Regions from separate parts of the Homo sapiens genome. Here region 2 is linked to region 1. Evidence: chromatin loops called from intact Hi-C (ENCODE). Cell type or tissue: heart right ventricle. All regions are shown on one strand.

Region 1 (8,000 bases):
GTTTGGTGTCAGTTTTCAGCATCAAACTCCCTCCAAGGTCTTGATATCCAAGCTCCTGGCTGATCTGGGAGCCACAGCAGGGGTCAGGGCCCTGTGATCCCCAGCCTGAAACTGGCAGTCAGATTTCACAGGCTTCAGACCACAGAGGAGCACTAGGACCCCACCAGAGGTGGTCCGGAGGCTGACCTGAAGGCCCTGGGGATGGGCTATGCAAGCTGATTGCTCACTGCGAGTAGCAAGAGGTGAGTGTTGCTGGGACTCTAGAGTTCAGCAGCAAAGCGTTGCTTTCACATGGGGGTAGCATGAGACAAACCTCTGACTGGAGGGGGCAGCAGGGGTGGAAAGGAGATGGGCGGTCAGTTTCTGGTTTGCCTGCTGTTCCCGAAGAGTTAGATGAGAAAGAGACTTTTGGGCTGTTTCCAGGAGGAGCTCTGCTAAATTCCAGCAGTGAGGAGGCCCCCTCCCCACTCAGTATTCTGTTTCTGTCCAATTTTCAAGGTGGGTGGTTCCCATGAAGCATAGCAGGGCAGGATGTGGGGGAGAGCTTTGGCTCATAGTGCACAAGTATTAAATATTTTAAGCTACATGATATTCATACAGTACTTCAACATAAACCTTAACTGTAATTGTTGCAAGGATACACCATTTTCCTCCCAAGCAGATTCTAATTAATCAACAATATGCTGATCAAGCATCTGCAGGAGAAGCAGTGTGCTAAACACTGTAGAAAATTAAAGATTTACAGCATAAACTTCATCTTTGCACTGAAGGAATTTACAAGCTAGCTGAGGAAATAGGACGCATCAGTGAAACACCTAGAAAACAACTGCCAAAAAAAGCACTAAACTAAGTGGGATTCATCAGCACCTCTTTTCCACCCTTCCACTGCATCTCTCCCACAGAGTGGCTCAACCTTGCCCCAGTCGGCAGAACTCTGGGACCACGAGGCAGATCATATGAATCTTCCCTCCAGTGTCCCACTCTTTCTTTATCCCATGGAACATAGTCACTGTTGGTAACTAGTTCCTCTGCACCCCTTCACTCCTTCCCACAGGGCTCAGTGGACTGAGGGTGGGAGAGTGTGAGGGTGATGAGGGGAGAAGCTGGTTTTGTGTGGATATATCCAGAAAATGGACACTGCAAAGGCGATCATGCTAGATAAAAATAGGTTTAATTTCTTCGGTTGTCTTCTGCTAAAATGGAATGGGTCTGGTTAGTTGGAGGGGTCAGATATCTCTTGTTAAATTGATAAGCATCTGCTGTATCTCATTTGTGCAGAAGGAAGATAAAAGGCCATCGGGAGACCTGGGTGTGGCCTTCTTGGGGCTCTTCTGGTTGCCTAGTAGCTTTTCCATGTTTTCTCGCTATGTCTTTATACCCATGTCCTTTCAATATACATTTCTCCCTCGTTGTGCTGATGCTTGTGTGACTGTCATCATTTGTGTACGGTCCTCTGAATTAGACAGGTTCAAGAGAGTGACAAAAGTATTACTGGAACCTACTTTTGCTATTAGGCCAGCCTTTCTCAACAGGATTTCCAGGAAAGAATTAAGGTCTACAGAACATTATTTGAGTGACTGTCTTCTCAGTTTCTCTAGGATGTGACATAATTAGTTCCATTCTAGAAGAACGAGAAATATAAGTTAATTCATTACATAAAATAGATGCCTTTGGGCATTAGGGCTTAGTTTGCTCATGTAGCCCAGATTGAGAAGGGCTGCTCTGGGCCCTCATCCAAGGGTCTCAAGCAACATCAGAGCTCCCTCCTTTTCTTGGCCTGCCTCAGTTGCTGCAACTAACCCATAATGACTTCTTGAGTCATGAGTTTGACAGTGTACACTAAATGTAATTGGAGTTCAAAGGACAGACCAAGGCCCTGTGGGGGGTAATATGTGGAGTTATAATTGTTTAGGCATTCTAAGGTCATCTAATATTAACTTAGAATAGGCAGTGAACTTGGAGAGAGAAGACTTGAAACTTTGCTCTCTCCCTCATTCCTTATCGGGGACTCTGTAAGGCAGGACGGCGAGTAATGACTTCCCTCTGTGGTAAGGGAGTAGAAGTTCTCTGTTCAAAAAACTTTAGATCTTGTAAACAGTGATCTAAATCAGCAGTCCCCAATCTTTTGGCACCAGGGACTGGTTTCGTAGAAGAGTTTTTCCATGGACTGTGGGGTTTGCGGGTGGATAATTTTGGGATGATTCAAGCTCATTACATTTATCGTGCACTTTATTTCTATTATTATTACATTATATATTATATACATATATATATATATGTATATATATATATATATATATATATATATATGTAATTGTACAACTCACCATGATGTAGAATCAGTGGGACCCCTGAGCTTGTTTTCCTGCAACTAGATGGCCCCATCGGGGTGATGGGAGACAGTGACAGATCATCAGGCATTAGATTCTCATAAGGAGTGTGAAACCTAGATCCTTTGCATATGAAGTTCACAATAGGGTTCATGCACCTATGAGAATCTAATGCCTCTGCTGATCTGATAGGAGGTAGGGCTCAGGCGGTAATGCGAGTGATGGGGAGTGGCTGTAAATACAGATGAAGCTTCCCTTGGTCGCCCACCACTCACCTCCTGCTGTGCAGCCTGGTTCCTAACAGGTCATGGACTTGTCTGGTCTGTAGCCCAGGGATTGGGGACCCCTGATCTAAATAGCAAAGCTGAATAAAGTATGCCTATCCCATCTGATATAAATTGAGAGTTGTTAGGATTTGGCATGGCGCATCAGGGTGTTGAGTAATCTGGTGTTCATCAGTATTGACAGGTAGAGAAGATAAGGATGTTTTGAGCTCATCAAGACAGGAGCAGACACCTGTTGGGACAAGAGAGCACAGCAGCAGGCTGGTTCTCCCATCCTCGTACCCTATCATATGATGCTGGTCAGGAGGAGACTGGGGAAATATTGTGATATTATAGGTTAAATCTTTGGGAAAGCATTTTTTGAGTCAGGCTTGGTCTGGACATTGTCTGACTCCCGTGGCTTGGAGGTTGCCAGGGCGATGACACATTCCTTCAAGATTTTGGTTTCTTTCCTGGCCAGATCTAGCAGAGCCAAGTTTTCTTGGGTGCCTGCAGGCTGTCAGAAGAACTCCATCCTTGCTTCTCTGTCACTACTGTGCACTGAATCCTGCCTGAAATCCTCCACTTCCGCCTTTGGCTAGGAACCCTTCCTTTCTTCCCTGCTGGACCCAGGGAGGAGGAGAGGCAACATCACAACTTTCTGTGCTTCCATCATAGCTGTGGGACTGTCTCTGTGTAAAGTCCTGCTGGCCTAGAGTTTCTAGCTTCTAGTGTCACCTGTGGAACTACAAAATTTATCCTTATTCCAGGTTAAGTTCCTCTGCTATGCATTCTCATGTACTTCCTTTTTGAAATAATTATTAACTGAATGAGTGCTTATTTAATATTTATTTTCCTGAGCTAGACTATGAGCTCCATAAGATCTGGAACGAAGTCTGTCTTGGTCACTGCCATATTCCTATTGCCAAGCACAACAAAATCATTGTAGGCATTTCAAAGAGGGAATTTAAAACAGGAAATTGGTTACACGTTGGACTGGGCTGAGAAGCCAAATGGGCTGGTGAAACAACCACATATTAGTGGCAGCGGAAGCTGCTACCATCCTGAGGGCTGGAAGGACACAAGAAAGGAGTGGGGAACAACTTCATTCTGATTAACTTCATTCTGAATTATATGGAATTAAAAAATTTTTCTTCTGGTAGGAGTGCCCACAATACTAGTAAAAATGTAGGCCATTTAACATTACCCTATTTGAAATCCACCATAGCCTTCTTGAGTTTCAAATCTGAAATCTGCAGGGATAATGTTTCTCAAAATGACAAAAGCACCATTTCTGAGGCAAAGATCCAGCCTGTCCTGGGCAGGTTGGCCCTTGGTTAGGATTTCAGGTCACGCTTGCAGATAGATCCATCACGCTTCCATCTCAGATGGGCTGTGACCTTTTGGATGCAGAGAAGGCTGTAATGCCACTTTTGTCCACCAGAGGGCTGCAGGGTCTCCCCTCACAGTCCAAACGGCTGAGATTTGGTGACTCAACCATGCCTTGGCAGGGTGCTGCCTTGAGGGGTCTCCTCTTAAGTACCTCATGTGTTGGAGGAGATCTGGGGGTGCAGAGGCTGCCCTGATTCCAGAAGGGAGGAATTTTGTATTCGGTTCCCTCATTTTCTCTCTCCCGGCTTCATTTTATGTTTCATAACAATTGATTTGAACAATTTAAAAATCGGGAAATCAAAGTGGGGGTGTGTGTGTGTGCATTTTGTGGGCAGGGTAGCAAGAAGTGGGAATAATTCTGGTTACATTAATTCATGCCTGAACTCGCAGCTTAAACATTATTTAATGTTGTAGAAATTCAGAGATGGAAAAGTGACCTTGGAAATAATTTAGCATCCCTTCATTTATAGCCAAAGAAATGAATGCGGCCCTTGCCGCTTGCGAGATGCCTGGAAGGTTCAGAGCCTTTAGGAATGCAGCTAATATGTAAGGTTATTAAAGCGTTTTTGGTAAGATTTTATTTCAGTATTCCAATCTTTCTTCCCTTTTCTTAGACTCAGCCTGAGCCTTAACAGCAGCAACAAAGCACAAAAAGGCATTTTTCAGTTTTCCATTGAAAGTACTTGGCTTTCTTGTTCTAATCCCATAATTAGACTTTGGATTCTTTCCAGACTCCATTGAATCAGAAGATAGAAAGGCCTGACATGGTAGAAAAAAATTATCCGGGAAAATATTGGAGTGAGTAGAAAACCAGTCAAACTCCTAATTGCAAATTCTCTTAAAATTAATTGAAAAATGTTACTAAAGAATTTTCAGCAGTACAGCAAAGACCAGTCACTGAAGTAACTTAAGGGAGAATGCACTAAACTGAAAAAAAATCAATGTGGGTTTTCTAAAAAAGTTTCAAAAAACACCCAATGAGCCCACACAAAAAACTTTATTTTAATTAATCCCAAAGAAAGAAACAACCACAGGGAACCATACACAGAATTCAGAAAATGGCTGGAGCCTCTTTTCAAAGAAATCAAGTGGACATTACATCCTCCCTAGTGAAAGTCAGAATAAAAAAGAATGAAAGTAATGATTATTGCAAAAGACACATTGAAAATCATGTTTAAACTGCACAAAGCAGAAATGGCACTTAAATCAGTAAAGAAACCTGAGCAATAGATCCAGAATTTAAAGAAACTAAATTAAGAAATGAAACACTTCAGGAGGGCAGATCTGGGGAATAGATCTGAGTATTGCAATTTCTGAATAGTTAGACTTCCTGAGTAAGCCAAAGAAAGAAAAGGTCCTAAATCAATAACTAAAGATGCAGGAATACTTTATTCCAGAATCAATAAGAGATTAGACTTGAAATAGAGAAGAGTTACATGGTCTAACAGAATAGTTACGAACATTTAGGAAACAGTTCTCACACTTATACATCTTTTCATTTGATTTTTACAACAATGTGAGGTAGACAGATATTATTAATCTCCCATCTTACAGATAGAAATTAACCTCCAAGAAACTGAGTGATTTGCCCAAGGGATATAACTAGTAAGTGAAGAGTCCAAGTTCAAGTCCAGGTCCTGCTCTCCAAAGTGGGAGGGGTCTTATATATATTTTAAATAATAAGGGAAATACATCTTTGATGACATGCAAAAAGAGAAGATCTCTTAAAAGAATATACATTGGAAACACGATTGGATTTTCTAGTAACATAAAAAGAGCTCAGTGGATATGAAACAATGTTACCAAGGATGAGAGAGAGAGAGAGAGAGAGAGAGAGAGAGAGAGAGAGAGAGAGAGAGAGAATGCATCCCCACCATACTTGACCTTGCCAAACTGCCTTTCATGTGGGGCGCGACAAAGAACTAAAAGCTCTTTGAGGTCCTAGAAATCCAACCAGTCACTCACTCACATTATTCCAACAGGCTCTGAGGACTGCTTCTAACAGAAGTCTGCATTAAACACAGAAACCTAAAGAGAAGACATTGACCTGAGTTATTTATTTATTACAGAAATATATAAACAGAACATCATGAGGAAGCATTTTTTGTTGATAAGTATAATTATTGTATTTGATGGAACAAAAGTAAGATGTGTCCTTATACCTGTATGAGGAATTACAACTGCTCTGACCTTTCTAAGAGAGTTATTTGGCTAAATGTGACATGAAACATTCCTTAGATTCAATACTACCACTCCGGGAACTTGTCCTAAAGCAATAATTCAAAGAAGAAAAAATTATAGATTGTTATACTGATATTTACAATTGTGAAAACTTGGAATAAAAACTGAAGAACTGAGTTTTACCCCAAATGAATATTATGTAGCTGTTAAAAATAATGAAGATGAAATATGTGTAAGAAATTAGCAATGGAAGTAGAACTAAACTTTTAACCATACTATGATTAAAACAATGAAAAATGTGTGTATGTAGATAAAAATTGGGATGCAATGTAGAGAAATGACATGAGTTAATTTAGGGTGGTGGAATCGAAGCTGAATTTTAAAAAATCTTTATATACTATTACATTTACAAATGGTTAGAAAGTTGCCAATGCTGCTGCTGAAACACTGGCAATCCCGCCCAAGTCAGAGGTTCACGGACTATGTCTGGAAGCATAAGAAACTGCTTACAGTTGCTGCCCCTGAGTAGGGGAAGCGGGGGCTTGTGGGCCTGGGGAAGAGGGCTAGGAAGTGACTTAATTTTACTATATGTGCTATATTCGTTGGTGCCTTTTGGATTTTGTATTCTTTGCGTGTGGTGCCAATGAAAACATGATGTCTAGGCACAATAAATCTACATATTTCTGACCTGTAAAATTTCCCCAACGGTCTGATGGTGGGACAGAAGAGTTGAAGTCAGTGTGGTGTTGGAAAATGCAAAACATTTAGTTACTGTGCCATATAAATGGAAAGGCAGAGAGTGGAGACAATGCCAAGGCTAAAAAGAGAACAATAGGTGGGAGTGAGCCTGCCTAGGAGTCCAGATGGAGCAGTGGAGACCAGGTAGAATCTTGGAGCTGTGGCCAAGGGAGCAGAAAACTGCAAAGATGGTGGCACAGACGGCAGAGGAAGAGTGTGAGTGGATGGCAAGGAGAGGAGCCGCAGGGTGGCGCCAAGGCAGGCCAGGACCGCTCACTGTGGTGTAGTGTGGACAGACACTGAGGTATGGTGCATGCAGTGGGTGGCTGCTGTGGCCAGACATGCTGGGTGCATAAAGTTGAGGCACCAGGGAAGCGTGGAGCCGGGGCGCCTCCTGGGATGGCTGCTGAGACCAGTGCGAGTTGGGGAGGAAGCAGACGCACAGGCTGGGCCCAGGGTTGCGGAGCCAGTGGGGTTGGGTTAGCTGCAGATCTTGAAGGCTTCTTCTCTTAAACAACGAGTAGCATGGAAAGAACAGGATTGGCAGTCAGAAGGCCGAGGTTCAAGTCCCGCTTTGAGGACCAGCTCTGTGACCTTCCTCACTATTTTGTCATCCTCAAAATGGGTAATATTAGCCGCCTCGTGGAGGCAAGAGTGAAAACATCTGCAAGAAATAGCAGACATAAGCGCTCTCTGAGCTGTAAACTGTAAAACCAGCATAACTCATCAGAGCAGAGAGGGGCCCAGTCACATTAAGGAGGTGGAGTGACTCCCAGGCCTGAATGAAGGTATTTTGTTAATTAGAACAAGAGCTAAAGACCCACAGACCCCAGGAGGAGGAGAGGCAGGCATACATGCTAGTCTATGCCCCGCTCAGGTGAAGTGCCCAGCCCAAGGCCATGGTGTCTCTGGGTCCAGAAACAGGCATTGTGTTTTTGTGGAAAAGGATGTTTTATGCTACCCTGACCCCCATCAAACACTTGAGTTACAGTAACGCTTTTCCGATTGCATGGTTACCACGTAACCTCTCATAGCGTTATTTGGCTTCCCTTGTAGCCTGCCCCTCAGGGATAGAACTTTCTGTCCTCCAGAAATT
Region 2 (8,000 bases), 340 kb after region 1:
CATGCCTGTAATCCCAGTATTTGGGAGGCCTAGGCAGGTGGATCACATGAGGCCAGGAGTTTGAGACCAGCCATGACCAAATGGCAAAACCCCGCCTCTACCAAAACTACAAAAAGTAGCTGGGCATGGTGGTGCATGTCTGTAATCCCAGCTACTCGGGAGGCTGAGGCACAAGAATTGCTTGAACCCAGGAGGCGTAGGTTGCAGTGAGCCAAGATCGTGCCACTGCACTCTGGCCTGGGCAACAGAACAAGACTTTTTCTCAATAACAACAAAAAAGAATAACAAATGCTAGCGAAGATGTAGAGAAAGGAGAATCTTTGTGCACTGTTGGTAGGAATGTAAATTATTAGTACAGCCACTATGGAAACAAGATGAAGTTTCTACAAAAAACTAAAAATTTGACCAGGTGTGGTGGCTCATGCCTGTAATCCCAGCACTTTGGGAGGCTGAGGCGGGCAGATCACCTGAGGTCGGGAGTTCGAGACCAGCCTGACCAACATGGAGAAACCCTGTCTCTACTAAAAATACAAAATTAGCTGGGCGTGGTGGTGAGTGCCTGTAATCCCAGCTACTCGGGAGGCTGAGGCAGGAGAATCACTTGAATGTGGGAGGCAGAGGTTGCGGTGAGCCAAGATCGTGCCATTGCACTCCAGCCTGGGCAACAAGAGCAAAACTCCATCTCAAATAAAGAAAAAAAAAAAATTAAAAATTAGAATTACCATATGACCCAGCAATTTCACTACTGGGTATGTACCTAAAAGAAAAGAAATCAATAAATTGAAAAGATATTACACTCCCATGTTTTTTGCAGCACTATTCACAGTAGCCATAATATGAAATCAACCTAAGTGTCCATCAGTGAATGAATGGATAAGGAACATGTGGTATATATACACAATGGAATATTATTCAACCATAAAAAAGAATAAAATCCTCTCATTTTCAGCAACATAGATGGAACTGGAGATCATTGTGTTAAGTGAAATGAGCCAGCCACAAAAACATTAATATCACATGTTCTAACTTTTTTGGACCTGAGGTGGGAAATTGTTTAAAATGTTCTAACTTATATGTGGAAGCTAAAAATGTGGATCTCATGAACATAGAGAGTAGATTTGTGGTAACCAGAGGCCAGGAAGGGGGTGGGGGGATGAATATATGGTTTAATAGAAGAATATACGGTTTGATAGAAGAAATAAAACCTAGTGTTTGATAGATCAGTAAAGTGACTATAGTTTATAATAATCTATTATGTATTTCAAAATAGCTCCAAGTAGGCCGGGCACAGTGGCTCATGCCTGTAATCCTAGCACTTTGGGAAGCCCAGGTGGGCAGATCACCTGAGGTTGGCAGTTCGAGACCAGCCTGGCCAACATGGCCTCTACTAAAACACAGCCTCAGCCTCCCAAGTAGCTGGGATTACAGGCATGCACCGCCATGCCTTAGCCTGGCTAATTTTGTATTTTTAGCAGAGATGGGGTTTCACCATGTTGGCCAGGCTGGTCTCGAACTCTTGACCTCAGGTAATCTGTCCACCTCGGCTTCCCAAAGTGCTGGGATTACAGGCATGAGCCACTGCCCTGCCTTTTTTTTTTTTTTTTTGGAGAAAGAGCAACCTCAAAGTATGGGGCTTAAGTGATCCTCCCACCTCAGCCTCTGGAGTAGCTGGGACTACAGGGGCACACCACCACACCTGGCTAGCTTTTTTAATTTTTTTGGTTTTGGTTTTTTTTTTTTTTTTTTTTTGAGACAAAGTCTCACTAGAGTGCAATGGCGCATCTCAGCTCACTGCAACCTCTGCCTCCCAGAATCAAGCAATCCTCCCACCTCAGCCTACCAAGTAGCTGGGACCTCAGCTATGCACCACTACATCCAGCTAGTTTTGGGGTTTTTTTGTAGAGATGGGGTTTTGCCATGTTCCCAAGGCTGGTCTCAAACACCTAGCGCAAGTGTTTTCTCAAATTTTTTGTAGAGATGGGATCTCACTATGTTGCCCAGGCTGGTCTCAAATTCCTGGCCTCGAGCAATCCTTCCACCTTCATCTCCCAAAGTGTGGGATGACAGGAATGAGCCACTGTGCCCAGCCTTAGTTTATGTACAAATATAAATCATTACTGTGAGATAAAATGAAGCACTAGTATGGGATTTAGTAATGCTCAGGTTTTTTCCGCATATCTGATGTCCTGGACAACTCTGGCCTTGACCCTCAGCCTCGCCAAGCCCCCAGCTCCTCTTTTTGCTGTAGAGCAAGGCTGCATTGCTCTGAGAGTCTCGTGAGTCCTAACCGCACATCCCACCCACACTTGCACAAGAGTTAATACTTAGATCAAGTTGTAGCAAAATAAGACTTTACTTTGCTTTATTAAGACTAAAATAAGCAAAATAAGCAGTACCCCAGCAGAAAGTAACCTGGCTGCTTGCTACATTTTGGGCATCTTGCTCATGCCACTGCCCAGGGCTCAGAGATATAGGCTGCAAGACCACTAGCTTGAGATCAGCCTTCTTCCCTCATCCTCTGCTCCCTGGACCCAGTCATTAACAGCACACAAGCATGTGCACATCAGTATGAGGCAGGGTACCTCACTGTGTACCTAGATCCAGTACAGCCCCGATGGTTGCCCCAGGGGTTGACAGTATTGCCCACTTCCCCTTTACCAGTGCATCCCACCCCAGGGAAAATGCAGGTTCTTCTCTCAGTTTCATTGGGTGAGGAGGAAGGTCCAATCCCTTAGCCTGACTCCCAAGGCCCCCTGTTTCCAACAGCAAGTTTCTCTCTTTGCAGCCATCATAGGAAGCAAATGGGCTAAGGAGGGAGGAGGGGTACCGGAAGATGCTGGACTTTGGGGGCCATGAATCTCACAAAGCTATTGTTCTCTCCCCAGACGGGGAAAAAGGAGATGTATACCCCATTTGCCCAATTTCAGAGGGTTTACAGTCCCTAAGGCCTGTCCTTGGGTCTTTCAGTTCATGGATCTCAGGTTAAAAATCCCTGTGCCATAGTGAACCCAGTCTCACAGAGATGTGTAGAGAAACAAAGCAAAACCATTATATGTCCAGGGTGGTATCTGTCAAGCAGGTTCCCTTTTCAGCAAGCCAAACCTGGGAGCAGTGAGAGGCGGGGACAGTCAGACAGCGAAGGCCAGCCATGAAGAACATTCTGGAATCATGATCTGATAAGCAGAGGGGAGCTGTGCAACCAGCCAGCAGTGGCCAGACAGAGGAAATGCAGTGTCTGGCAGCTGGCCATCTTCACCCTCTCCCACCAGCAGCATCTCTGGCCCCATCCTGACCCCTGGTGGCTGCCGGGAGATGAGGAGGAAAATCTTTTCAAGCTCCTCCCCGCTCTAAGGGCAGGGGGAAGCTCCCAGGTCCCAGCACAGATGAAAAGCTGTACCCTCCCACCTCCACCCCCACAGGCCTCAGCTGAGGTCCCCAGGAGGTGCCAGCATGTTTAGGGCACCTTCAGGAGGATTTGCTCCACTGGAGTCACCAGATGCCTACTTAATATAAGCCTAGCAATCAATCAAACAAATGTATACTGTATAAAACACTTTTCACCTATCAAGTTGGCAAAAATGTGTGTCTGTCTGTGTATCTGTGTATCTCTGTGCGTATGTGTGTGTGTGTGTGTGTTACAACTAAAGATCAATGCAGGTCAGGGTGCAATAAGACAAGCACTTTCATGAACAATTGGTGAGGGTGTAAATTTGTACAAACTTTCTAGCAGAGATGCTGGTAAAATAAAGCCAAAATCTTTAAAAATGTTTCTATCCTGTGACTCAGAGATCCTTATGTTAAGAATCCAGCCTGAAGAAATCAATAGACTGATATAACATGATACCTGGAATTTGAAATAAATGAGGGAGGAGAAAACAAGATTGGACAAGAGTGAGAATTACTGCAGCTGGGTGATAGATACATGGGGGTTCTTTATTCTATTCTGTTTACTTTGGTACATGTTTGAAATGTTCCATGATAAAACTTTTTTTTATAAAACTTTTTAAAGAAAGTATCAGAGGCCGGGCGTGGCGGCTCATGCCTGTAATCCCAACACTTTGGGAGGTCGAGGCAGGAGGATTGCTTGAGCTCAGGAGTTCGAGACCAGCCTGGGCAACATGGCAAAACCCTGTCTCTACAAAAAAAAATACAAAAAATTAGCCAGGCATCGTGGTGCACACCTGTGGTCCCAGCTACTTGATCCTGGGAGGATGAGGCTGCAGTGAAATATAATCATGCCACTGCACTCCAGCCTGGGTGACAGAGTGAGACCCCTCAAAAAAAAGAAAGAAAGCATCAGAGATACAAAGATTTGTATACGAACATGTTAATTTTTTTTTTTTTTTTTGAAACTGAGTTTTGTTCTCATTGCCAGGCTGGAGTGCAATGGCACAATCTTGGCTCACTGCAACCTCCACCTCCCAGGTTCAAGTGATTCTCCTGCCTCAGCCTCCCGAGTAGCTGGGACTACAGGCATGTGCCACCACTCCTGGCTAATTTTGTATTTTTTTAGTAGAGATGGGGTTTCTCCATGCTGGTCAAGCTGGTCTGGAATTCCCGACCTCAGGTGATCTGCCTGCCTCGGCCTCCCAAAGTGCTGGGATTACAGGTGTGAGCCACCACACCTGGTCACTTGTTAATTTTTAATAGAAAAAAATGTAAAAGTGCTATGCTAAAATAAACAAATTATTGTGCATCCAAACACTGGAATATTATATAGCCATTTAAAAATCAAGGATGTTTTAATGACATGGAAAATGCTTACAATGTGCCTGGCTCACACCTGTAATCCCAGCACTTTGGGAGGCTGAGGTGGGCAGATCACTTGAGGTTAGGAGTTTGTAACCAGCCTGGTCAACATGGCGAAACCCTGTCTCTACTAAAAATACAAAAATTAGTCTGGGCAAGGTGGCTCACACCTGTAATCCCAGCACTTTTGGAGGCCGAGGCGGGTGGATCACCTGAGGTCAGGAGTTCAAGACCAGCCTGAACGACATGGTGAAACCCGTCCTCTACTAAAAATACAAAATTAGCCAGGCGTGGTGGTGCCCACCTGTAACCCCAGCTATTCGGGAGGCTGAGGCAGGAGAATCGCTTGAACCTGGGAGGTGGAGGTTACAGTGAGCCGAGATCATGCCATTGCACTCCTGCCTGGGTGACAAGAGTGAGACTCTGTCTCAAAAAAAGAAAAAAAAATTAGCCAGGCATGGTGGTAGGAGCCTGTAATCCCTCCTACTCAAGAGGCTGGGGCAGGAGAATTGCTTGAACCTAGGAGGGGAGGGGTTCAGTGAGGCGAGATCACGCCACTGCACTCCAGCCTAGGAGACAGAGCAAGATTTCATCTCAAAAAAAAAAAAAAAAGTCCTCTCAGCCCAAAATCTCCTTAAGCTGATAAGCAACTTCAGCAAAGTCTCAGGATACAAAATCAATGTGCAAAAATCACAAGCATTCCTATACACAGACAAACAGACAAACAGAAAGCCAAATCATGAGTGAACTCCCATTCACAATTGCTACAAAGAAAATAAAATACCTAGGAATACAACTTACAAGGGATGTGAAGGACCTCTTCAAGGAGAACTACAAACCACTGCTCAAGGAAATAAGAGAGGATACAAACAAATGGAAAAACATTCCATGCTCATGGATAGGAAGAATCAGTATCGTGAAAATGGCCATACTGCCCAAAGTAATTTATACATTCAATGCTATCCCCATCAAGCTACCATTGACTTTCTTCACAAAATTGGAAAAAACTACTTTAAACTTCATATGGAACCAAAAAAGAACCCACATAGACAAGACAATCTTAAGCAAAAAGAACAAAGTTGGAGGCATCATGCTACCTGACTTCAAACTATACTACAAGGCTATAGTAACCAAAACATCATGGTACTGGTACCAAAACAGATATATAGACCAATGGAACAGAACAGAGCCCTCAGAAATAACACCACACATCTACAACCATCTGATCTTTGACAAACCTGACACAAACAAGCAATGGGGAAAAGTTTCCCTATTTAATAAATGGTGTTGGAAAAACTGGCTAGCCATATGCAGAAAACTGAAACTAGACCCCTTCTTTACACCTTACACAAACATCAACTCAAGATGGATTAAAGACTTAAACATAAGATCTAAAGCCATAAAAATCCTAGAAGAAAACCTGGGCAATACCATTCAGGACGTAGGCATGGGCAAAGACTTCATGAGTAAAACACCAAAAGCAATGGCAACAAAAGCCAAAATTGACAAATGGAATCTAATTAAACTAAAGAGCACAGCAAAAGAAACTATCATCAGAGTGAAAGGCAACCTACAGAATGGGAGAAAATTTTTGCAATCTATCCATCTGACAAAGGTCTAATATCCAGAATCTACAAAGAACTTAAACAAATTTACAAGAAAAAACAACCCCAGTAAAAAGTGGGCAAAGGATATGAACAGACACTTCTCAAAAGAAGACATTTATACAGCCAACAAACATATGAAAAAATGCTCATTATCACTGGTCATTAGAGAAATGCAAATCAAAACTACAAGGAGATACTATCTCACACCAGTTAGAATGGCAAACATTAAAAAGTCAGGAAACAACAGATGCTGGAGAGGATGTGGAGAAATAGGAACACTTTTACACTGTTGGTGGGAGTGTAAATTAGTTCAAACATCGTGGAAGACAGTGTGGCGATTCCTCAAGGATCTAGAACCAGAAATACCATTTGACCTAGCAATCCCATTACTGGGTATATACCCAAAGGATTATAAATCATTCTACTATAAAGACACATGCACACATATGTTTATTGCGGCACTATTCACAATAGCAAAGACTTGGAACCAACCTGAATGTCCATGAATGATAGAATGGATAAAGAAAATGTGGTACATATACACCATGGAATACTATGCAGCCATAAAAAAAGGATGAGTTCATGTCCTTTGCAGGGACATAGATGAAGCTGGAAACCATCATTCTCAGCAAACTATCACAAGAACAGAAAACCAAATGAGAGGTGACAGCATGCTGGCAGTCCTCAGAGCCCTCGCTTGCTCTCGGCACCTCCCCTGCCTGGGCTCCCACTTTGGTGGCATTTGAGGAGCCCTTCAGCCCCCCACTGCACTGTGGGAGCCCCTTTCTGGGCTGGCCAAGGCCGGAGCCCACTCCCTCAGCTTGCAGGGAGGTGTGGAGGGAGAGGCACCAGTGGGAACCGGGGCTGCATGCGGCGCTTGTGGGCCAGCTGGAGTTCCGGGTGGGCGTGGGCTTGGCGGGCCCCGCACTCGGAGCAACCAGCCAGCCCTGCTGGCCCCGGGCAATGGGGGACTTAGCACCCGGGCCAGTGGCTGCGGAGGGTGTACTGAGTCCCCCAGCAGTGCTGGCCCACCGGCGCTGCGCTCGATTTCTTGCCAGGGCCTTAGCTGCCTTCCCATGGGGCAGGACTCGGGACCTGCAGCCCGCCATGCCTGAGCCTCCCACCCACTCCATGGTTTCCTGTGCGGCCCGAGCCTCCCCGACGAGCACCACCCCCTGCTCCACTGCGCCCAGTCCCATCGACCACCCAAGGGCTGAGGAATGCGAGCACACGGTGCAGGACTGGCAGGCAGCTCCACCTGCAGCCCCGGTGCAGGATCCACTAGGTGAAGCCAGCTGGGCTCCTGAGTCTGGTGGGGACGTGGAGAGTCTTTATATCTAGCTCAGGGATTGTAAATACACCAATCAGCACTCTGTGTTTAGCTCAAGGTTTGTGAGTGCACCAATCGACACTCTGTATCTAGCTGCTCTGGTGAGGACATGGAGAACCTTTATGTCTAGCTCAAGGATTGTAAATACACCAATCGGCACTCTGTATCTATCTCAAGGTTTGTAAACACACCAATCAGCACCCTGTGTTTAGCTGAAGGTTTGTGAGTGCACCAATCGACACTCTGTATCTAGCTGCTCTGGTGGGGCCTTGGAGAACCTGTGTGTTGAAACTCTGTATCTAACTAATCTGATG

Evidence for each region. A loop is a pair of places that touch in the nucleus more often than their neighbours do. Peaks named below come from ENCODE experiments on the same cell type or tissue, not always from the same donor. Only the 100,000 strongest peaks of a DNase experiment are listed, where the experiment ranks them.
Region 2: a loop joins it to region 1, with 22 times the contacts of the local background. A loop is called at or near these places in 42 of 110 quality-filtered maps.

The regions. Positions count from the first base shown.
Region 1 is chr14:23,925,989-23,933,988 of GRCh38, reverse strand. LOC105370411 (a long non-coding RNA gene) reads left to right here and starts at 3,975. Exons shown (of 2, transcript XR_943618.2): 1 at 3,975-4,783; 2 at 5,968-6,075. It also overlaps a transcript of LINC00596 not described here. In heart right ventricle, CTCF peaks have their summits at 3,831 and 4,030 (motif pointing right); a DNase peak (open chromatin) is centred at 4,028.
Region 2 is chr14:23,584,461-23,592,460 of GRCh38, reverse strand. No RefSeq gene overlaps it. Among named protein-coding and RNA genes, the nearest start is that of JPH4, 9.7 kb to the right of the region's middle. RefSeq lists an enhancer at 6,816-7,315. In heart right ventricle, a CTCF peak has its summit at 3,292 (motif pointing left); a DNase peak (open chromatin) is centred at 3,260; H3K27me3 peaks cover 1,048 bases.